Regions from separate parts of the Mus musculus genome. Here regions 1, 2 and 4 are each linked to region 3. A link is a loop called in an ENCODE intact Hi-C map of the cell type or tissue named here. Cell type or tissue: left cerebral cortex. All regions are shown on one strand. Each heading gives the region's core, and the rest is flanking DNA. Links, peaks and the distances in the headings are about the cores only. Region 1 overlaps Sspn (sarcospan). Region 2 holds the start of Sspn (sarcospan). Region 3 holds the start of Bhlhe41 (basic helix-loop-helix family, member e41). Region 4 overlaps Itpr2 (inositol 1,4,5-triphosphate receptor 2).

Region 1 (5,577 bases), core at 1-5,000, 99 kb after region 3:
CTCTATTGTACTTTTTAAAAACTTCTTGTGAGGACAGGGGTGGAGAGACGGCTTACAAGTGAAGAGGACTTGCTGCTCTTGCGGAGGACTCGGGTTCAAGCTCAGTTCCGGAGCCCAAGTTCAGTGGCTCACAGTTACCTGTACCTCCAGCTCCGGGGACATTGGGAGCACACGCATGCGCACACGCGTGATTTAGAGAATCTAACCTATTTTTAAAGTTCTAATGAGAAACAAGATTCAAATTGACTTGGTGAACACCGAAAGGAAAAGAACACCAGACAGGGAAGAGATGACCTAGAGCCAGCGCTAGCTCTGGTGTTTATCCCAGCCGCCCTTACATCCTCACCCTCCTCCGCCTTCCCGTTAGTCCAGTGCGATGGTGTGAACTGGCATCACCCATAGACTCTAGAGTCTTCCGGCTCCTCTACCACCTGCCATTATCCCCGTGGTGTCTTGGGAAAGGTCTAAGGAAAGCTGGATCTCAGTTGAGTGCTTTTATGTTTTCACAGTGGAGATGTCTTCAAGGCATGAAATGGCTTTAAAAAAAAAAAACTAGTTGAACAGGAAGGCTGAGTGATTCTGAACACCTGGGCTGGGGTGCAGACTTCCGGTTGCCTTAGCTCCGATCCACGAGTGGGCTGCAGCCTCCGTGAGGTCTGATTCACCATAATTGAAAGGTGGTGCTGTTGCATTCTTAACGACGAGGAAAGTTTAAAAATAATTATATTATGCCTCTAGTCTGTCATCTAAAACAAATCATTAAGACTAATTTCCAGCTAATTGTTCATTATAATTATGCTCAGGATTCTGTTTAATGAGCTCTGGCTGTTCTTAGGCAGCACCGTTGGTGTTAGGAAAAATTACAGCCACAAGGGAAGATGGCTGAAGATCCACTTTCCTGGAAATCATCCACTGCAAAAAATGATCTTGTAAAACATTGAAACACTCTCAGAGGGGAAACAACCAAGAGCATTTGTCACAGGAAATGCTTATATTAACAACACATTTGTGATATTGAAAAGTATCTCCCAGGACCACCAAGTACCTTTGATGGGATTGGGTACTAAGTCCTGTCATACACATGGACTTCCTGGGAAATCCTAGTAATGAGGGCTTTTACAATTGACCTAGAGACAGAATGTCTCAAAGCCCTTGTTTGGGTGATACGTCCACAGTTAGGGTATTCAGTCTCAGTTTAGAGTTAAGACATGGTACTTGGTTAAGACAGACTTTGCTATGTAATTGGGTAAAATTCCACCAAAAGGAATGGGGTGGTGGTGGCACATGTCTTTAATTCCGGCACTTGGGAAGTAGAGGCAGGTGTATTTCTGTGAGTTGAAGGCTAGCCTGGTCTACAAAGAAAGTTCTAGGACAGCCAGAGCAGAGAGAGAAACCCTGTCTTGAAAAAAACAAAACTTAACAAACAAAAACAAGAAAAAAAAAGGGGGGGGGACTGCTTTCAGACAAAATTGCATGAATGCCACAGTAAGCTTCCTGGTACTAACCTGGGAAACCTTTAGTGTTTGTTAAGAATAACCAGCTCCGGGCTGTGGAGATGGCTCAGTTATCAAAGTCCTTGCCATCCCAGTAAGAACCTGATCCCATGTAAAACAGCCAGGCACAGGTGTGTGCTTGTGATCCTGGCATTGCAGAGGCAGAGACAGGCAGATCCCTGGGGCTCCTTCACCAGCCATCTTTAGTGTAGTGATTAACTTCAGGTCCATGATGAGAGAGTTTGTCTCAAGAAAAAAACCAACACTAAAAATAACCCGGAGTGGATAGCTGGCCCCTGGCCTTCCCATGAATGCACACACACAGTTAAGAGTAACCAATCTCACGCTGACTTTCGATAGTTTTCTATAAAACATGGTACATGGTAGAGAATCCAGGATGTCACGGGCTGTCCTTTCAAAGTGACGCTGTTTTCACGCCTGTTACTGTGCACCCAGCCCTGCTGGAAGCACACACAGAATGCCTTTGTCCAACAAACTCAACAGGTTTTTGTTTTTGTTTTTTAAATGAGGAAATTAAGATTCCCCCACACAGTTAAGTTGCTCTAAGCTTTACAAACGTATGCTTTACAAACAACTCACGGGGGGGGGGGGCATTTTAAAGGGTAGAGCAATTTTAGCCTGTGGGTTTCTTACTTTTCTAACACAACCAAGGCTTGGGGTGGTTCCAGCTTATAATATTCTGTCTGCATAAGATGGGGATTTTACTATTATGATCAAATTATTAACTTCCCAAAGAGGAGGAGGCACTGTAAGTGAAGAGAAGGAGCAGAGCCGGGTGGCAGGACCCTGTGCTGGGAGCTTACGATATGCTGGTGTAGTAAGGGCTACGCTGCGTGAGTAACAAATGACTTTGGGCCGGATCTGAAATATTTTGACGTTATGTTTTGCAAATATTGAAGCTTCAGTAAGGGCAGCAGAGAAGGAGCGGGCACACAGCTTCTCACTTAGCAAAATGTCACACTTCAAATCTGTCACAGAGCCAGGACGGAACGGTGACTGTGCCTTGTGCCTTCCAAACTGTAGAACGGAGAGGTTTGCAAAGCCCTTCCTCCCCCAGCCTCCTTCAGGAGAATTAAATGAATCAAGACTTTTCAAAGAGGAGAAACGGCCAGGGCTTGGCAGTACTTGGAATAGGAATACGGCCACCTGGGTGTTCGGGCTGTAACTGAGCCCACTCAACGGGTCTGTGTCTTTATGTGACCTTTGTGGCTCCGAGCTCCATCCAAATTGGTATAGGCAGCATCTTGGAGCCATGCCTAAACCGTAGCTACTCCAAAGCCCTAGAAACTGTAGTCAAGTAACAGGCCTCACGCCCCGTCTTTGGATTGAGAGCTCAGATCTTCTCTTCTGAGTGCCTTCCAGTGTGTTCCTACAGCGACACTCCATTCTATATGTTTTTCTATTCACATCCAAGACATGAGGATCTCTTGATGCTCCCTCACTTCTGTGTGCATTATATCTGGGGCATATTTATGAAATTGTAGTAGAGTCTTCATTAAAGCCATCAAAGGATATTAGGAGGGGCAACTATAGAGGGGCCACTGAAAGATGATTAGAAATAACCTTGAAAGCTGTCCACCATTTGCAGTCATGAACGGTGTCTTCATATTTCCTGGTGACTACCTCAGAACTGACACTGCGTGATCACCTTTGTATAAGTGTGCCGCAGATATAGCGGGTTCACCTTTGTATAAGTGTGCCGCAGATATAGCGGGTTCACCTTTGTATAAGTGTGCCGCAGATATAGCGGGTTTACTCTCGTTACCCCAGAATGTGTTTTAATGGTACAGTGCAAGTTCAGCCTCTCTGATGGCCAGCTGCTTAGTGTGTAAGCCACTGAAATGGATTCGTGTCTTCTCATTTTCTTGTCTCAAGTGAGCACTGCCCCTCTCAGAATTATGAGTCTGCATATGGTGCTGCAGCCGCCTTTCCTGGCCTTGATCAAATTGAGAGTAGACGATGGAGTGTTTCTACACATTTGAGGTGGTTATTTTTAAAGGGTGTGTGTTTCCTTTATCAATAAACTTTTCATAATTCACAAAGACATGGTGTTGAGTATGTTTTAAATCGACCAGGTGGTGCATGTGAACTTGTATATGTAAAATCTCTCTGGTTAGTGTTTGCTTCAGAGACACGGCTTAGAAACCTCAGACTATTATGTTAAGTGAAATAAGCCAAGTTCAGCAAAACCGGTCTTGTATGTTTCCTCATGTGTATGGAGACTAGAACTTTGTGTGTCTGAGTGTGTGTGTGTGTGTTCGCGAGTGTGTGTGTCTTATTAAATTTCAAAGAGGAGGGAGAGCTCCTAATGAGGAGTGAGAGGGGAAGGGGAAAGGCGGGGCATGACTGGACAGGGAAGAGAGGCTTATGGGAAAAGGCAAGAGGACCAGAAGAAGGCAAGACCAGGACAGGAGAAAGGCAAAGGTGAGATCAGCATGAATTAGAGCAAAATATGTATTTTTAAATTATCATAATGAAACATATTCTTTGCTAACTTTAAAAAATATGATTTAGAAAAAAAATTAAATGAAAAAAAAAAGTCAAAACTAAAAAACAAAAAAACCTGGCCTGGGAATAGACAAGAAGCAGCACACAGTAACACTGATTTAGTCCAGGGAGTCTGTATCTCACACTTGACATTAGGGTAGAGGTCAAGGTTGTAATTGGTCCCCAGGTAGAACACTAGCTGGAGGGAACCTTTGAGGGGCACCTGGGATGCCAGTTCCTAATTTCTAACAATCAATGTCAAATAACGCCGACTGGCCCTGAGAATGGGATACACGTTCATAAATATTCCACATTTATGCTTGTGTGCACATATGGAGGTCTCCTTCTCAGATCTGGATGCAAGGGCCTCCTCTCGCCAGCTCAGAAGCGTTGAAGAAACTTCAGTCCACACTTCCTTCCTTCTGTGTTGATGTAGCCTATGGTCCTCGTCAATGACATGGTTCCTGTTCCTCACATCTAGCTGCAGGGTAACTTCAATGTAAGCTGGTCACTGTGAAGTAGGACATGTAGTACCACGTAGTCTTAAAAATTCAAAGTGTAAGCAAAAGTTGAACTGTCATCTGGAGAGGGCAGTTCTGGTACAATAGCTCACTTATGTCTTCTTTCCAGCAGATCTGTATACGTAGGTAGTGTGATCCCTTTAAAACTCTGGGAATTTAAGGGTTCTAGTTTTTGTTGGGAAAGATCATTAGAAGGATTCTTTTTTTGTTGTTGGGTTTTTTGTTTTTGTTTTTGTTTCTTTTTCTTTTGGTTTTTTGAGACAGGGTTTCTCTTTATAGCTCTGGCTGTCCTGGAGCTCACTTTGTAGACCAGGCTGGCCTCGAACTCAGAAATCCACCTGCCTCTGCCTCCTGAGTGCTGGGATTAAAGGCGTGCGCCACCACGCCCGGCTCATTAGAAGGATTCTTAACCCAAAGGATTGTGACATACAATCACATGACTGTTGGGGAAAGTAGAGGCTATATCGTCACTTCAAGATTCCAGGGACCCCAAGCTTTGGTGGGGCCACCCATCCTCTGTGGCTGCAGATGGGTTAGCAGGCCTAGAGTCTCATCTGGGCAATGCAGGCTGGTACTTAACACTGAAGTAGGAAACTGAAGAACAAGAGGCTCTGTAGACTCTGGACCTAAAAGCATGGGACTACTGCTCTCTAGGTGAGGTGTCTCCATCTGCAGTTGAACTTCTTTCTTGACCTTTCTCCCCGGAAATGGTCATGGTGTTGTCTCTGCCTGGTCAGGTGTGGTTCTTGTCAAGAGACTGACTCAAGGAATAAGCGCTGTGACCAGAGGTGACTGTTTTCTTGTGAATCCACCAGTTGTCTCCTCCACCTTCCTAGACGTGAGTCTCTTAGACCCCTGGTGTCCAGAGAGGACCTGAAGTCGGTGAAGCAGGCAGGCAAACTGTCAAACTCAAAAAAGCCAGATGGGAAAGTGTGTGACTGAAGTTATTTTAAGTTCTTCCAGCCAGGGTAGAATCCATATACTCTTACAAAAGGGGCTGTGTCTCCGCAGGCAGCCTCTTCCTGTGTGCCTTTCATCTTTTGGGGATGTTTAGA
Region 2 (5,568 bases), core at 569-5,568, 69 kb after region 3:
AGTCTCACTTCCTACAGGCTCCACCATCTCCCAGCAGTGTCAAATGTAAGACAATGTCTTTGATACATGGACTTTTAAGGGACATTTAAGATTCAATCCATAAGCTCTGGAGAGATGGATGGCTCAGTGGTTAAGAGCACTGACTGCTCTTCTGAAGGTCCTGAGTTCAAATCCCAACAACTATGTGGTGGCTCACAACCATCCATAATGAGACCTGATATCCTCTTCTGGGGTGTCTGAAGATAGCTACAGTGTACAAAATCTTAAAAAAAAATTCAAGCCATAACAAGAAAAGCTTTATACTTGAGTGTGGTTCCATTAGTCATTGGCTATTTTCCATTTTGCCCCATTTCTTTAGAAAGAGGTGGCTCCACAAATTTATTTGCTTTTATTTCATGTGCACGAGTGTTTTGCCTACATGTATGAATGTGCACCATGTGTGTGAAGTGCCCATGGATGCCTTCCCACAAGCTGGAGTTAAAAATAGGTATGAGATGCCCAATATGGGTACTGCAATTGAACTTAAGTTCTCTGCAAGAGCAGCCAGTGCTTTAACTTTTGAGCCATCTCAACGATCCTAGGGATGTATTGTTTAATTTTTTGTCAACTTGACATAGGCTAGGGTCATCTGCGAAGAGGAAAGCTCAACTGAGAAAATGCCTCTATAGACTGGACTGGGGGTAAACCTAAGGGGCATTTTCTTGAGTAAATGATTGCTGTAGATGTGGCAGCTTACTGGGGAGTGGTACCTTCTCTGGGCAGGTGGTCCTGAGTTCTATTTAAACAAACAGAGAAAGCTGAGTAACTCGTGAGGAGCAAGCCAATAAGCAGCATTCCTCTGAGGCTTCCATTTCCTTCCTGGCCTGGCTCCCCACTGATACATTGTAGCAGTGAGTTGATACATTGTGAGTTGCAAGATGAAGTAAACCCTTTCCTCCCCATGCTGCTTTTAGCCATGCTGATTCACCAAGCCATAGGCGCCCTAAGACAGTGACACTGACAGCAGGGTCCACAAACAAATACTTGATTTTTCTCTGCAGATTTCTCCATACTCCCTTAAATCTGAGCCTTGAACTTACAACCTTCCTGCTGTCATCCCTCGAGTAGCCAGGCCCAACTAGACCCAAGGGCCCAACTAGAAGCTGTGCTGTTAATATGGATAAAGAGCTAATTACAGGTAATCTGCTGGCTCACTGATTTCTGTTAGATTCATGTCTGCCGGGCTGTCCATGTCATGTTCTGTTTGAATACCAGCTTTTGTCAGTTCCTTCAGGAATTCCTCATAGTCCTAGGACTGCACCACCGAGGGATGGTGGACTTCCTGGGCTGCACTGAAACCCGCGTGAGTGTAGCACACCATCCTGAGTGGAAACGGAACGTGTGCTTTCTGTTCTGCCTCTGACTTAGTGACTTTAATCTGTGCGCTGCAATTTTCTCACTGGTGTACAGAAAAAAATGTAAGGCAAATGCTGAGTCTCCTTAAGTGCCTCTGTAGGTACACAGCAGACAATAATTAGCTTAGATTCTGAGGGAACAGCAGGAAGTTAGATTCAGAGATCCCAACCTAAGATTGGGCATCCTTTATTATCTCCCTTAACATCTTGGCTACATAATTTCCTTTTGAATAAAGTTTCCAAATGTTAAAATAACCATAGAAGAAAGTCTAAACTCCCCATGGAACTGGGACTTTTTTTTTTTTTTTTTTGGTTTTTCAAGACAGGGTTTCTCTGTGTAGCCCTGGCTATCCTGGAACTCACTTTGTAAACCAGACTGGCCTCAAACTCAGAAATCCGCCTGCCTCTGCCTCTCGAGTGCTGGGATTAAAGGCGTGAGCCACCACTCCCCACTGGGACTATTTCTTAGTAGCTGCACACTGTACTTTGTCCTAAATGGTACTGCACGAAGGTATACAAAACCTTACCCATTTAAAGTTTGAGAATAGGTTGAGATCGTTTCGGCCCCAAGACCTCTAATCATTCGCTTTACCGGATAAAACTGCGTACGTCGGGAAAAGAGCGAGAGCGCCAGCTATCCTGAGGGAAACTTCGGAGGGAACCAGCTACTAGATGGTTCGATTAGTCTTTCGCCCCTATACCCAGGTCGGACGACCGATTTGCACGTCAGGACCGCTACGGACCTCCACCAGAGTTTCCTCTGGCTTCGCCCTGCCCAGGCATAGTTCACCATCTTTCGGGAAATAACCAGGTTTACCCATCTCTTCTGAGCCTCCTGGAGAGCACCAGATCTATAGCTGCCTGTCCTAGCACATTGCAAGTGCTAAAAGTAGCCCTTAAAGGTTGCCTGGGTGCAACTGTCCATCTCTATCCAGCATGCCAACACCCCCTGGACATTTAGCAAGTGTGAAGACTCACTGGGAGCCTCATAGACACTATTATTTAAACACAGGGTGGTGCACACTTGTGATCCCAGCACTTGGGAGGTGGAGACAGGAGGATTAAAAAGTCAAGGTCTTCTGTGGATACACGGCAAGTCTGAACCCAGCCTGGGCTGCATGGGACAGTCGCAAGATATAAATGAGAACAAAGGGCTTTTAAAGACAAACAAGCATGCGAGGTGTCATGATTAGCCCAGCCTCTCTACAAACAGTTATTTCATTGTTGAGTTTTAATTAATTATTATTGTGTGCAGCCATGTGTATGGTCTGAGAGTCACACGTGTGGAGGTCAAGGGTTCATCTCTGAGGAGTCATAGATAGCTTCCACTGTGGATCCTGGAAATCAAAATGAGGTCAGCAGGTTTTCCCAGCTCAGTCACCTCACTGGCCAGGAACAATTATTTTGAATGCGAGTACCTCAATAAGAAAAGAAGTTTTTTATTTTTCTTTTCTGGTTTTTTGTTTGTTTTTCTCTTTCCTTCCTTCCTTCTTCCTTCCTCCCTCCCCCCTCCCTCCCTCCTTGCTCCTTTCTCTCACCCTCCCTCCTTTCCTCCAGTGCTCCCTCTCTTTCTCCCTCCCTTTCTTCCTTGTCGGTTGGATTACATTAAAAAAAAAAAAAAAAAAAAAAGCTCAATTTAACTTTTGTCAATGACTCCACAGCTTTTATTTAGTGCAGCCGAGCCCATTTTGGATTCAGTGATCTATTAATTAAACACAAGCGGTTTAAGCATTCATCACCTTGTCTTGTACTTCCTGGAAACAAAAAAGTAAAGCAGGCTGGCATTCCCATCACACAGGCCCTGGGCGCCAGGTCCCTGTGCGTTGGCAGTTGGCGACCCCCCTCGGGTCCCCCTCCTGCCAGTGTTTTCCACTTTTGCTCAGCCCAGTCTCAGCAGACTGGGCAGGCCCAGCAGCAAGGCCCAGGCGCAGGCACCACCGAGGGAACATGGGGCGCAAGCCGAGCCCCAGGGCTCAGGAGCTGCCTGAGGAGGAGGCGCGGACCTGCTGTGGCTGCCGCTTCCCGCTGCTGCTGGCACTGCTGCAGCTGGCGTTGGGCATCGCGGTGACCGTGCTGGGCTTCCTCATGGCGAGCATCAGCCCCTCCCTGCTAGTCAGAGATACTCCGTTCTGGGCTGGGATCATTGTAAGCATCAAGTCTGTTCGGCCTAAGCACCAGCGGGCATGCGAGCCGCATGGTGGAGTGGAGACTAACCCAGCTGCATGCGCCCCCACCCTGGCTGCACCCCTAACTGCTTGGAGATTGACTTTGGGCACACTTGGGCTCCCCAGAGGAAGGCTGGGAGCAGGATTCTGGCTTTCGCCTGCCTGAGGCTTCTTGCTCCTCCCAGGGCTCTGACTCAGTCTACAGGGGAGGCCCCGTGGACATCTCGCATAGCCTCAAAGATAACTGCAGGCCCACCCTGTGTGGCTTGGTCCTTGTCTCATTCCCCAGGCCCCACGTGCGTCTGCATAAGTAGCACTGAATGAAGTTCATCCTGGGAAAAGCAGGGTAGGAAAACCTTAAGTTGGAGTTGCCACACTGGCTTTGTTAAACTACAGTTCCCTTGTAAGAGTCATGAATCACTTTCCTAAGGCAGGGCTGGAGACGACTGCAAGCACAGGCTTAATCCACACAGTGTAAGGTGGGCTGAAGCTTTGCTGGCTCCAGTGGAGTTCATTTGGGGTTGTACTAATGCCAGATGCACAGTACTCTGTTGGTGTGTGAGTTCTTGAAAGTAAAATAGATACGGCGTACGGAATACCTACTGTATGCCGGCTCTGCCAGAGATCTCCCCTGTGTTTGTAACTTCACATCTTATGGGACAGTCCTCAAGTTAGAGAAACCAGGCTGGCCCCGCCCAAGGTCATGAGCTGGGAAAGCAAAGGCAGGACTGGCTTCTCTGTAGCCGAATTCTGGCTATGCTAATACTTACCTTATTATCTAAAGCCAATGCTAAATTCTCAGGCTGTCTCGTTTGACCCATGCAACGGTGGGGATTGTTATTCCACTCTGGACACGGGGAAGCCCATTAAGATACCTGACGTCCTCAAGCCCAGAAGGTAAACGTGGCAGAGTCAGGAGAAATGAACATGGCCCCTTGGCCTTCCAGCTCCCCTCTATCCTTACTGTTGCTGACCACACACACACACACACACACACACACACACACAACCCAACATAATTTTGTATGGGACAGAACCTGAAGACACCTGATGCATATTCATAGGTGCAGATATTTTTAAATTAAGATTATTCAAACTCACAAATCTTTGCAGAGTAATTTAAAATGTTTAATTTGTGTACTGAGAATTCCCTTGAAATTATCGTGATTGGAGTTTTCTAAGTCAAATGATTTTAAAAATAACCTCTCATTTAGACATACTGGATATTTTGGTCGCCTCGATGGCTGTCAACATACTCCGGGGAAAATATCTGTCCTTGAAGGCCAGGCAAAAGGAAGGAACAAGGAATGAGGGCTGGTTTTGAAAACCAGCTTTTATTTCACTTCAGAAAGGCCAGTTCCAAAGAAATGAGTTAGATAGGGGGACAAACTGTGTTCTAATGTTTACGGCATGGCACAAAAATCCCAAAGCTTCAAGAGTCAAAAGCTCTGGCGAAATTCCTGATGGCTTTCTGGGCGTGGCACGAAGAGCTCTTTCTCTTGTTCCTTCTTTATGCTAGGGTTAAGTTGAAGTGCACCCCTAGCCTGTGGCCCCACTTGGCTTTTGAGAGAGACCCGGCAGAGGCTGTCCCAACCCACCCAGGGAGTCTCCTAGAAGCCATGTGGGGCCATGCCTCTTGTCAGCAGGATGAGGGCTGTGGGCAGGGTGTCACTGTCTCTCAGACACAGGGACCCTGTCCTTGTCTGACCACAGTGTGGTTGGTCTCCAGACACCCTTCTAGGCTGTCAGGGAGGGAGAGACAGATGGTGAAGGCAGGTGTGTAAACACCGCACCTGGTGCTCAGTCCTGGCTTAGATGTTATTTGCTGAATAACTGTGGGCAAGTTATTTAATGTCTCTAGGTTTCAACTGGGGGGGCACTCAGTGTGTGTGTCTGTGTTCATGAGTGTATACATGTGCTGAGAAGGAAGGCATTGACCTGTGAAGGTCAGAGGGCAACATTGTGATCCATTTCTTAGTCACTTCTCCATTTATTTATTTATTTATTTA
Region 3 (5,705 bases), core at 489-5,488:
CTTGGTTTATGCCTGATTTTGAAAAACTTTCTTCTGGTATCTGGTTTTGGTCTCCCGAAAAATACATACAGCCTTGAGAGGCCTGGCAAGGCCTTCTCTATGTTCACAGCACTTCCCATCACAAGGGACTGCAAGCCCCTCTCTCCACTTCTGTCATCTAAGAATTCAACAATCAATCTGTTTGGACTTTTCTTTTCCCAGCCCAGAGCACTTTAACATCCATGTCCTTCTCCAAAAAAAAAAAAAAAAAAAAAAAAAAAAAAAAAAAAAAAGTAATGTTACAAAAATTTGGGACCATGATGGATAAAATAATGAGGGATCAGAAACACAAATATATAACCTATGACATATATGTGTGAGCTGAGACATGAAACAAAGGGTTTGAGGTCAATTTGTCAATAAAGTGCGAGCAAAGGCGCCAAGGCTCCAACCTCCCTCTTCCAGCTCCCACCACAGTGCCTCAAGATGGCCCAACTCTCAATTTCTCCCAACAGGTGCAAGGTATAGACACACTCCAGCCACCTCATAACCGGGCAACAAGCATTCTCACTTCTTTGAAAATAGGTACCTTCCAAAAAAGATGAACAATACAAAATACTGCCATGTAAAAGTAACTCTCAGAGACTCTCAGGTAATGGACCACCTCCTAAGGGGACAGTTGGGAGACACATCTACTGTTCCAGGCTTGGGTCGAGCCCTGGTACCAGGCACTCTTAAGTCATTCCACATGGCTCTCCCACCCAACAGACTCCTGAACCAGAGTCTGTATTTGGAAAGAGTGAACGAGAACTAAAGGTAAGGAGAGTAATAGAAGATAACCATTTATCAGGGAGGCTCCTTGACAGCAGGGACGGGGGAGGGGGTGTGAAAGGGTACTGGGTGGGGTGGCAAAAGGGTGAGACGGACAAAACAGGAACTCCAAACATACACAAAACACCTGTTTTTGTCCTAAGCCTGTCGAGCATCGCTTACTCTTCCTCCCTGGCACGCTTTAGAGGACGTTTGAACTTGGAAACCCGGCGACTCCTCGGGAGCCCCCTGCCCTGTTCTGGAAGGAATGCTGGGTTCAGGGGGCGTCCTTGGCCGGCTGCGTGGCATCTTCCTGAGAGCTCTCCGGGTTCACAGCGCGCGGCAGGTGGGTGCGGCTATGCGCGTGCTGGGGGCGCAGCGGCCCCGGGGGCGCCACCTCGTGCGCCAGGAACGGGGCACCGGCGGTCGCGCCGGCCTTCTCCGGGGGTGGCGACAGCACGGACGACAAGCAAGGGAAAGCGGCGGCAGCAGCAGCGGCGGCCGCTGCTGGGATGCCGGGATACAGCAGCGGGAAGGGCGCGGCCGCCGCGGGGTACAGATACTTGTCCAGGCCGCTCTTGTCTAGCCAGGGCTGTACGTAGGCGGCGGCGGACGGCGACAGCAGATAGAAGGGCAGGCAGAAGGGCGCGGCAGCGGGCTGCGCGAAGGGCGCGCCCCCGCCAAGCGCCACGAGCGAGCCGAGCAGCGCGGGCTCCGGGCCCAGGAGCGCGCCGCGCGCCTCCAGCTTCGGCCTCTTGGGCGCAGGCGACGAGTCCCCGGGTGGCTCCTGCTTGACGGCCGCGCGGCCCTGCTCCGCCTCGCCTCCGTAGCCGCTGTCGGTGTCCGTGTCGTGTTCCGGCTCCGTGCCGGGCTGAGTCCGCTGGATGACCGGCACGCAGCGGGCGACGCGCTCGGGACCCGAGGCGGCCGCAGCCCCCGCGCTGCAGGGCGCGCGCCCAGAGCCCCTGCCGGAGGGCACCTGTGGCGTCAGGAGCTGGGTGGCCACGGCATGCAGGTGGCTGACGAGCTGTGCGCAGCGCGGCTCCCTGGGTGTCCAGCTCTCAAAGCGCGCGAGGTATTGCAAGACTTCTTTGGCGCAGGTTTGAAACCCCGAGTGGAACGCATCCAAGTCGGCCTGGACCGGCGATTTCAGAGAGCGCTCCCCTAGGGTGCACGGGGGAGGGAGGCGAGAAGAAAAACCGCGGCGTTAAGACATCTGCTCATCACGTGGGCCCTGCGCTGCCTACAGTGAGCTCGGCTTTTCCTGGGCATTCCAGCGATATAATCCGCAGACTGCCGAGAGAGGAGGGGGTGGCGCGGTGAGGCGCTCTCTTCCTGGCTGAAAAACCCAACTGAAGAGGTGCAGCCGCCACTTTAAATAAAAACGGGGCTCCTCCAGCTCTGCGGGAAGCCTTTGGGATGCTCTGGGTACTTGCCACCAAAGGGAAAGAGGCGACGTTCACCAGGAGAGGACGCAGCGGGGGAGTCCTAGCGTTGCGCCCCCAGCGTTACCCCCTTTTGTATCAGGGCAGGCTGGCTTCCTCAGACCCACTTACCATTCTGTAAAGCAATTATCTTCTGATGCTGCTGCTCAGTTAAGGCTGTTAGCGCTTTCAAGTGCTTTAAAGTTAATTCCAAGACTACTGCTTTCTCCAAATGCCCCAGTGTCTGCAGTGGTGCGACAAAGGGGGACAGGGGTTACTTTAAAACACGCATTTTTATTTCCACGCAGCCCAGCAACTTAAGACAGGCACACACACACACACACACACACACACACACCACTGGGAAGGAAGCGCTGCTCAGCTCCCCACAGTCAGGTCGTCAATGATCTCTGCCATTAGCCCGGAGCCCCTGTTCTGAGTCTCTGGGAAACTCTTAGTTACAGCACAAGTTAGAAGGCAGGCCTCTTAATATTTACATTTATTATCCTATCTCTGGGAATTTTATCAGGTAAATACACCCCGGAGTCCATCAGGAGAATGAAAATGTGCATCTTACTGTCAATTTCAGATGTTCGGGCAGTAAATCTTTCAGCTGAGCAATGCATTCATTAATTCGGTCTCGTCTCTTCTTTTCTATTAATCTGTGCGGTAACTTGTAGGTATCCTTCATACACGAGCCAGAGAAAAGATACAGCAGTGAGCTAAACATTCATTCACTTACTGGATAGAACCCTCCCACCCCAACCCCCAAACACACTATGTAATGAACTAATGCCCAGAACTCTCTCCTCTAGACTTCTAAAATGCAATTTAAATTCAGGTGCGGTGTTGAATATCCCCCGGAGTATCCAGCAAGCCACTTAAAATTCACAGTTAGGAAAGCTCAGGGCTGGAATATATTTGCGGGCAGAGTTTCCTTGCGAAATCAATGGCCCTAATTAACTATCCAGGCAGGTTATGGGAAACTTAAGACTTACCTTGGTATCGTCTCGCTTCAAGCTCCTTTTGGGTTTACACATATACAAAGAGGAATAGTCCAGTCTGCAAAAACAGAAATCAGCATCAGGCCCCCATTCCGGGAGGGGCTCTGCCCTCACCCGCTCCATATCACTTTGTGCAGGGGATTAAAAAAAAAAAAGCCAAACCGACGCCTAGACAGATATTCGCAACGGTGCGTACACCTTACCCTATAAAATCCCTATGTTCCAGTAACTGTCTCTCTTGCAAATGAGGGATTCCTTCGTCCATGTTCAATGGCTGTCCGTTTCGATTTGGAGGTTTCTGTCCTGTAATCTGTGGGACGGTCGCCTGGAGAGATTTTGGGGGGATGTGTGCGTCTCCAGGCTGTCTCGCTCTCCCTCTTCAGTGCAGTATTGAAAGTGTGAAGCAGTTGGCCGCCCCTCCGCCCCGTGCTCGCTCGCTCGCCCTCTCGCACACCCGCGCGCGCACACCCGCGCGCACACACGCACTGCGCTGGTAGTTTGCTCTCACTCCGGGCAGTGTTTGGCCACAGGGCACGCGCGTCGCCGGCCAGACCAGCACCCAGCTCACGTGCGGAACGTACCATCCGCGGTCCAGCCCGGAGGGGGGCGGGGAGGAGGGGCCGGGAGGGGGCGGGGACACCTGATTGGGGCCACCTGGAAGGAGCGGCCACCCGGCGAGCCGTTCGTCTTCCCCGAGGCGCTGCAGGGCGCGGGGGCGGGGCGGGACGAGGGGCTCCCCCGGCTCGTCCAGCATCTCGGTGCAGAACCGAGGACGTGGCCTTTGGCTTTCCCACCAATTGCTGTTGGTTTGGGCCAGAGAAAGAACGCGAATTCGTGGTGGCTAAACTTGAGCGGGGAAGGAAAATTCGGAGATTTTGCTCATTGTTTACTGGCCAGGGGTGAAAGAAGGGTCGGGTAGAAAGACACCCTTTAGGTCAGGCTGGAGACCTACCCTGAAAAGGGGGTGACTTGCAATTTGCTTCCCGGATTTAAGATCAGTGAAAATGTAGACACTGATTCAGAATGTCGCATACCAAGTGGTTCTGGCAACAGTGTCCCCGGGCCACCTAAACTTCCCGCAGCAGCCGGAATTGCGGTGACACTAATCACACAGAGGCAGATGACGTTTGGGGCCTCGGGTGCTCCCGGGGGAGAGCAGGGAGGGGGAAGGGTGGCACAGGGCAGGAGGCACGCAAGGACTGTTGCGGGAAAGCCACGCAGTCCGGGTCCTGCCCGCCCCAGCCTGCGAGACACTGTGCTGCCTCCCGTCTCCCTCGTGCGATAAGCCACGCCGAGAGTGTGGCGAGCCCACGTTTACTACTGGCACCTCCGCGGCCTCCCTCCTTAATCCTGTCTCCAGCGGGTACCAGCACAGGGCCGGCAACGTGATGCGACCTGCGGCGGCTGCCACATCAGCGCGCAGGGATGCCGTGCGCGCGCCCCGTGTCCTCGGGAGCTCGGTCCACACAGCTGGGGACAGCCGTCCCCAGGTGCTCAGTGTCCCCACAACTCAAGCTAAATAAGAATCTGAATTCCATCCCCGTGGGCAGGGAGACCCCAGGTTGCTCCTACACTAATTTCTCAGAATTGACAATCACGTTCACTCTCGGACATTCGCTATCGCCAGCGGCACGAGAACCGAGAAGGAACCTGGGCCCCAAATGCACGCGCACTGGAGCGCAGCAGGGCCAGGGCAGCGGCGCTTGGGTTCCGGGGACGGATCTGGGTCGCGGGCCAGGGCGGCTGGAGCGGGTCACGTGCCGGGAGCCTCCTCCCCGCCTAGCCGCGCGGCGCTGGAGCCCAAGTCCTGGGCGGAGCTGCCGGGATGAGTTCCTTTCCAGCACCCTCCCTGGTTCCTCGAGTAGGACGACAGGGCTTGTTTTGCAGCAGGCGATTAATTAATGATAACAGTGAAAGTGATTTTTTTTAAATGCAGATTTGGATTTTTATTCTAAGCCCTTACTCCCTCTCTTGTCTCTAAGTGGTTATCTTTCTGATTCTGAGGCAAGTTAGAGCTCTCAACAGTTTATTAGTACAGTAAAGCATCCTGGCTTCCTCCAGTTCTTAACTGGCCAGGTTAGGTAGCAGCAGGCTAAGGTGAATAAAATAAAAAATAGCAGCAATAACAGCCCTCTGTCTACTGGATTTCTGAAAGTTCGTGGTCTCCAAACATACTTTAGGGTCAATCCCCCTTTTAAAATTATGGGATAGGAATATATAAGCCTGGGTCACTGCATCTTGGCCTTGTCAGTATACAGAGGGTCTCGGGCCAACATCTGGTCAGAGGAACTCCTGGGCTAACTGGGGCCAGCTTTTAACTGAAGCCAAATGGGGATGGTGGGGAGTTGAGGGGGAACCATGAGGCTCAAGGGGAGGGCCAGAGGTGAACTTATAAACTCAGCACTCTGAAAAGGCTCTGGATGTAGCCCTTCAGCCTTCCCTCATAACATTTTCTCCTCCCTGGCACCCCTGCCCCCTCACCCCCCTC
Region 4 (5,705 bases), core at 396-5,395, 410 kb after region 3:
CATCCACATCAGAAGCACAGCATAAATAGAGGTGTGGAGATGCTGTCCCTGAAGGTGAGAATATTAGACAGGAAGTAGACATGAGTCTCACATCACAGCCACCTAGGGAGCATCGCTGGGGCTGGGGAGTTGTCTAGGCAGCTAGTGTGTGCTCTATGCAAGTGTAAGGGCTGGAGTTTGGATTCCTAGACTCTTTCGGGAAGACAAGTGTGGCAGGTGAGCTGTAACTACAACCTCAGAAGGCAGAGGGGACCCCCAGGACAAGCTGAGAGACACTAGCCTTTTCGGGAGAGCTCCGGGTCTGGCTGAGAAACCTGTGTCTGGTATGAAAGAGCAGCTGGGATGATTCCTGATATCAACCTCCAGCCTCCGCATGCACCCATGCAAGCCTGAGTCCACCACACACATGCAAACATGCATATACACACATGTGCACCAGACACATGCACATGAATATTAGATAAATTAAATCAAAAGCAGACCTCCTGGGACCCGCATCCCAAGGATAATTAATCAGCATTGCCCTAAATTGCAGCCGTGGGTGTGAACCGCTCGCACACTGTTGGTGTGGACCACTTGCACAGACATGTGAAACACTCAATGGTCTGTTTGAAACCCATATCCCATCACCACTAGCAGCCTAACCCTGCCCTGCTACCCTTTGGTCCAGTGGAACGATCATGCCTCCTACAAACATGCATTCTGCTGACAGGAAAGTAAATCACACACGTGTGTCGAATGTCCCGCCTAAGTCAGATCATCTATGAAAGAGCTGATTGTTATAATCTCATTTTGAGTGTGTTAGAAAACAACACGCAGAATCCACATATGTACGATAAGGTTGGAATAAAAATGGGGATTTCAACAAACTCCCATCCGGAGGTTTTAACGAATAAGAGAAAAATAAAAAGACCTTTTGCAAGAGGGAAAAAAATGAACAACATTGGTTTTGTTACAGTTTAAGAGGAACCTACCCAAAATCACAGAACTGAACAGCTAATCCCTGTTGACACAGCAGAGTGGACTGAGTCTGGGCTTCAGGGCCTTTGATTTCTACTCACAGCCATTAGCATCGGTCTGACTGCTGAAATCCTGCAGGCAGGAAGCCAGAGGCGGTCAGGAGAGCTGAGCCCAAGTTGGCTGTATTCTGGGTTCTCTGTGAGGCCCCAGGGAAGATAAATGAACCCTCAGCCTCTCTCCCTACACCGACCGACCGCTGCCTTCCTGCAGACTCCAGATCTCCTTCTGAGAGATGCAATCTGAAGTCTCAGCCATATAATAAGGGTGAATTTCTGACTGGTCCCAATTCCACAACTCTCACAAAGAAAGTAAAATCTGCCCAAAGTTTCTAACTTCAGATAACCTTCTAGGTTATCTGAAGAGCCGGAAAGATGGCCCCACAAGGACAAAGGCCCCAAGGGTCTGGCACCCTCCACGGCCCATGTGGATACCTGCATATGCAGATGCACATACACAAACAAAGATAAAATAAAAATCTTTTAAAAAGAAAAGTCCACTTGAACTCATAATTTAATTTTTTCTCACTAATGTTCCTTAAAATTTGCAAATTTCCTTTTTCCTTCATAGACCACGCATTGGGGGAAAATACTGGTTGCTACCTACACAAATTCCCAAAAATAATGTCCAGTATGTTACTTTTGTAGTAGTAGTAGGAATAGTTGTTGTTGTTGTTGCATTAATTGCTGAATCATCATAAAAATATTTTTAAGTGATGTGGGACAAGTTTTTCTAGTGAGGAGGACTGAGTTGCTTCCCTCCACTTCATTATTTGTCCGTATTACATAATACTTAATTTTCTCTCTTCAGGAGCATAATGAGATACAGACAGACAGACAGCAAATGTCCTTGCTGGAATTAGTGTGCACACTCATCAGTTATGTGCAGCCGATCAACATCTGCTTTCTAGTACAGAGCGGCCAAAGCTTCTCTCACGCAGACTCACGGATCCTTCAGAGCAACTGAATTTCAGGCAATGGCATTGCACAGCACGTGACTTGTCTCCAGTGAAGCACAGCGCCAGACACTGCAGGAGTTACATAACCACAGGCTGCTGCTGGCAGAGCCGCCTCAGTGGCTCAGCCGTCCGTGTCTCCTCCAACCACACCCTGCAGCTCTGATATGCAGTGTACACATGTGTTGTCATGTGCCTGGGGACTTTCTTGGCAGTGAACACAAGACACGGTTTCCTGCCTACCAGTAGGGAGAGGTCTTTTTTAAAAGTGATCACACTGTATACAGATCATATCAGGACAGAAGTCACCACAAGCCACAGCAAAAGCAGGTGTCAAATGTACACTGTACAACTCTCCCCCTGCCCTTTCAAATAAACTTTTAGATTGTGGCTACATTGGGATAATTTATTTAAGATGTTATAGTAAGTATAACCAATTGTCAATCATAAGTGTTTCTCCAAATGTGAGCCCCAAGGAACAACTAACTCCAGACACACATGGTTTGTTCCCAGCGCTTGGACAGAACACGCACTATCATGAGATATCATGAGTATATCTAGTTTCCTGGTGATGCTACTCTGTTAACGCTGAGCTCACATGAGTGTGGTGAATGTGACTGAGCATCTACGCACCCCCAGGCCTTCTCTTATGCTAATGCTGGGCCCTAGTGAAAAAGCACTGAATGCCAAATGGACACCTATCCTTTTCTGTATTCGAATTCTCATTCTAAAAAAAAAGTCTATCTACATACAAAGATCCTGAACCCAGGTATAAAGCAATCAATGTGTGCCTGCTATTTTCAAAAACAAGAGCTTGGCAGGCAACCTGCGATGGTATGAACTTGACACATGAAGAGAAAGCAGAGACTACCCACAAACACACAGAAGAAGTGACAAACATGTGTTTTTCAGGATTCCAAGATGCACCTATGTCTTTATTAAATACCAAAGTAATACCGAAGGAAGCGATTTAATATTACAGTAGCTAAAATTAAACAGGGGAAGAGTTGTTTAAAATAACACCAATGACTAGAATTCTGAATAAAACCTGAACTAGATTTAGGTAGAAACAGTTTTGATCTCACCTGGCTTGAATATTTAAAATTATATAGTGAGAATTCAAAGTATCAATGAGAAGAAATGAAAACATTTATATAATTTAAAGGTTTGTACTCAGCTACTCCAAGAGACATCATTTATGGAACAGTGACGCCTACTGGTAACTTGTGATATTGCATCTCAATTGTAGCCCTGCTCTATGGTCTGCCCACTGACATCTAAGGAGGCAGGGAGGCCATATACACAGGTGTTGAAGTTGGAGCAACCAAAATATGTTATAGACACTCAGAAGTATGTCACAAATAATGCTATTAGTTTGTGCAAATAATTTATGCTTAAAAAATGAATCCAGGCCTGACAAGATAGGCAAGTAAGCCTGGTTCAAACCTAAGCTTAATCCAGCCTCACTCACAAAGTTGTCCTCCTCCACAGCACCCACTATAGTAAGTGATTTTCAAAAGATTTCAATGTAAATATTGCTACCAGGAGGTGAGCCATGAAGACAGGGACCAGCAAGAGAGCAGCATCCTCAAGTCCCTATGGCCTGCCCATCACCAAAGCTTTCCAAAGCCCAGGTCTCCACGCCCTCTCTTCTATACCTTCTGTCTGATACATTTTAGTTTGGGTTTTATGACAGACATACAAAGTTATCCTTGATCAGATATATCTCAAATACATCTCAGAAGTTCCGGTCTGGACAGCTACAGTCCTCTTCCACGGACCTCACTGTCTTGGGTATTGCTCACCAACGTCATCACATCAGGTACACCTCAAAGAGTGAGCCAGCTCTCATCAAAACCCCCAAGCCAGTAAGTTCAGGGATGAATTCCACTCTCACAGCCTTGACTATCATACCTTGGGAAGATAGTTTGAACTCTCCAAATCTATACTCCAGGATGACAGAAACAAGCCTCCATACCTCACAAACAGGAAACTCAACACACGGCAAACTGTATCCTGAGCATGGTGTGTGCATACGTTTGCCTGTGCTCCATCCTAGGCAGTGATCCCCATCTTCTAGGATATTTCTCTTTCCGTGACCCTAAGGCCTATAAGACTTACTTCTTAAAATTAGCTCTTCTCATGGGCCTGGAAAAACGGCTCAGTGGTTAACAGCACTGGCTACTCTTGCTCAGGAGCCTGGGTTCAACTCTCAGCTCCCACGGGGTGGCTGGGTACCCTCTGTAACTCCAGTTCCCAGGATGCCATGCCCTCTTTAGGACTCTACAGGTACTGCATACACATGGTACATATACACGCATACAAGCAAGACACCTCTATACATAAAGCAATAAGAATTAAGTCTTCAAAGTGTCATTTCTCTCTCCATTCCTGAGCCATTCATGGGACACAATTTATACCTAGTTAGACCAGTATAACCCTGCCAGACCCAGAACCCAGCTTCTGAGTCCATCGCTGTCAACATTCCTGCTGGGATTCATCATCCATGAATCAGGAGTCTTGGCTCCCATTGCAGTACCAAACAGTCTCCAGCTCCTTGCTCTCCGCCTCATGCAGACTGCTCTGTCCTCTTTCTCATCATAGAATCTACATTCTTCATTGGCTTAGGTGAGTCCAGGACACTTTGTATACATTGCAGTCAAAGAAACGCACGGGGTTCTTAGTCTCATAAAAGTCACTGTCATTGAGGAAACACATAACTACAAGAACAGAAGTGATCCAGAAGGGACATCCTCTGAAACTCGCTAAGACAGACAGTAAGTGAGGAGCTGTGTCTGATAGGCTCACCCTGAGAGGCACTGGATGTGACTCTAAAGAAGCAACCAGGCACACGGACTACAATAGGAACAGCATTCCAGGCAAAAGGAACAGACAATGTAAAAAGCACCAATGAAGAAAGAGAGAGGACATGTGACCACGGGACAGTCACACAGGAGAGAGAGGCTGGGATGCTCGACGGAATGCTGGGCCCTATGGAATCTGGTAAGAAATGTGAATTCCTCTTGACCAGTAACAGAAAACCCTTGTGGGGCACTAAAAGGCACATGACATGAGTTAAGACATGCTGTACAACCTTTACAGAAAGAGCAGACTGACATTCACAAACGTGGGGACAGAGGAATTGGGAGGTCATGTGCCTTGCCTCCTCTCAGTTGCTGACATGAAACTCCACCCGCCAAAAGCCACTTACAGAAGAAATGGTTTATTTCAGCTTCCAGACCACTATCCATCATAGAGGGAAGTCAGAGCAGAAACTCAAGGAGAAGTTTGAGTCACAATCCATCGGGAGAATTCTGATAGATGGCTTGCACCCAGGGTCATGCCTAGGTAGCTTTCTTACATAGCCCAGTATCACCGCCTAGAGAATGGTGCTGCCCACAGTGGGCTGGACCCTCACATCAGCTAATAATCAAGATAGTCATCCATAGATGTGAAAGCTCTCCCTCAGTAATTCAAGTCTGGTGAGTCAAGCCTAACAATAGACGCCAAAAGGCTGCAAAGTTGGCTCAGCCATTAGGAACATTGGCTACTCTCCCATAGAAAACCTGTGTTTGGTTCTCAGCACCCATATCAGTGGCTCACAACCACCTGTGACTCTGGGTCTAGCGCCCTCAACTGTCCTGTGCAGGCATTTGCACTCACAGCACAAACCAACACAGAGAAACACATGCACACATGCACACACATTAATGATAAAATCTAATCTTAAAAA

Evidence for each region. Peaks named below come from ENCODE experiments on the same cell type or tissue, not always from the same donor. Only the 100,000 strongest peaks of a DNase experiment are listed, where the experiment ranks them.
Region 1: a loop joins it to region 3, with 4 times the contacts of the local background. A loop is called at or near these places in 6 of 42 quality-filtered maps.
Region 2: a loop joins it to region 3, with 7 times the contacts of the local background. A loop is called at or near these places in 15 of 42 quality-filtered maps.
Region 4: a loop joins it to region 3, with 7 times the contacts of the local background. A loop is called at or near these places in 11 of 42 quality-filtered maps.

Annotation. Positions count from the first base shown.
Region 1 is chr6:145,961,668-145,967,244 of GRCm38, forward strand. It overlaps Sspn (sarcospan), which reads left to right. Exons shown (of 3, transcript NM_010656.3): 3 at 1-3,558. Among named protein-coding and RNA genes, the nearest start is that of Gm32838, 4.4 kb to the right of the region's middle. In left cerebral cortex, for the core only: no CTCF peak of the experiment used is centred there; DNase peaks (open chromatin) are centred at 2,531 and 2,765.
Region 2 is chr6:145,930,833-145,936,400 of GRCm38, forward strand. Sspn (sarcospan) reads left to right here and starts at 3,290. Exons shown (of 3, transcript NM_010656.3): 1 at 3,290-3,539. The coding sequence starts at 3,342. In left cerebral cortex, for the core only: no CTCF peak of the experiment used is centred there; DNase peaks (open chromatin) are centred at 2,116, 3,287 and 3,950; H3K4me3 peaks cover 1,125 bases; H3K27ac peaks cover 1,077 bases.
Region 3 is chr6:145,861,786-145,867,490 of GRCm38, forward strand. Bhlhe41 (basic helix-loop-helix family, member e41) reads right to left here and starts at 3,635. Exons shown (of 5, transcript NM_024469.2): 1 at 3,421-3,635; 2 at 3,212-3,275; 3 at 2,791-2,898; 4 at 2,346-2,457; 5 at 1-1,953. The coding sequence starts at 3,482. The coding sequence ends at 1,067. In left cerebral cortex, for the core only: a CTCF peak has its summit at 2,257; DNase peaks (open chromatin) are centred at 1,508, 2,042, 2,545, 3,254 and 4 more places; H3K4me3 peaks cover 4,805 bases; H3K27ac peaks cover 4,739 bases.
Region 4 is chr6:146,269,250-146,274,954 of GRCm38, forward strand. All of the region lies in intron 37 of Itpr2 (inositol 1,4,5-triphosphate receptor 2), which reads right to left. Among named protein-coding and RNA genes, the nearest start is that of Gm35596, 52 kb to the left of the region's middle. In left cerebral cortex, for the core only: CTCF peaks have their summits at 3,186 and 4,230; DNase peaks (open chromatin) are centred at 1,113, 2,047 and 3,197; H3K27ac peaks cover 207 bases.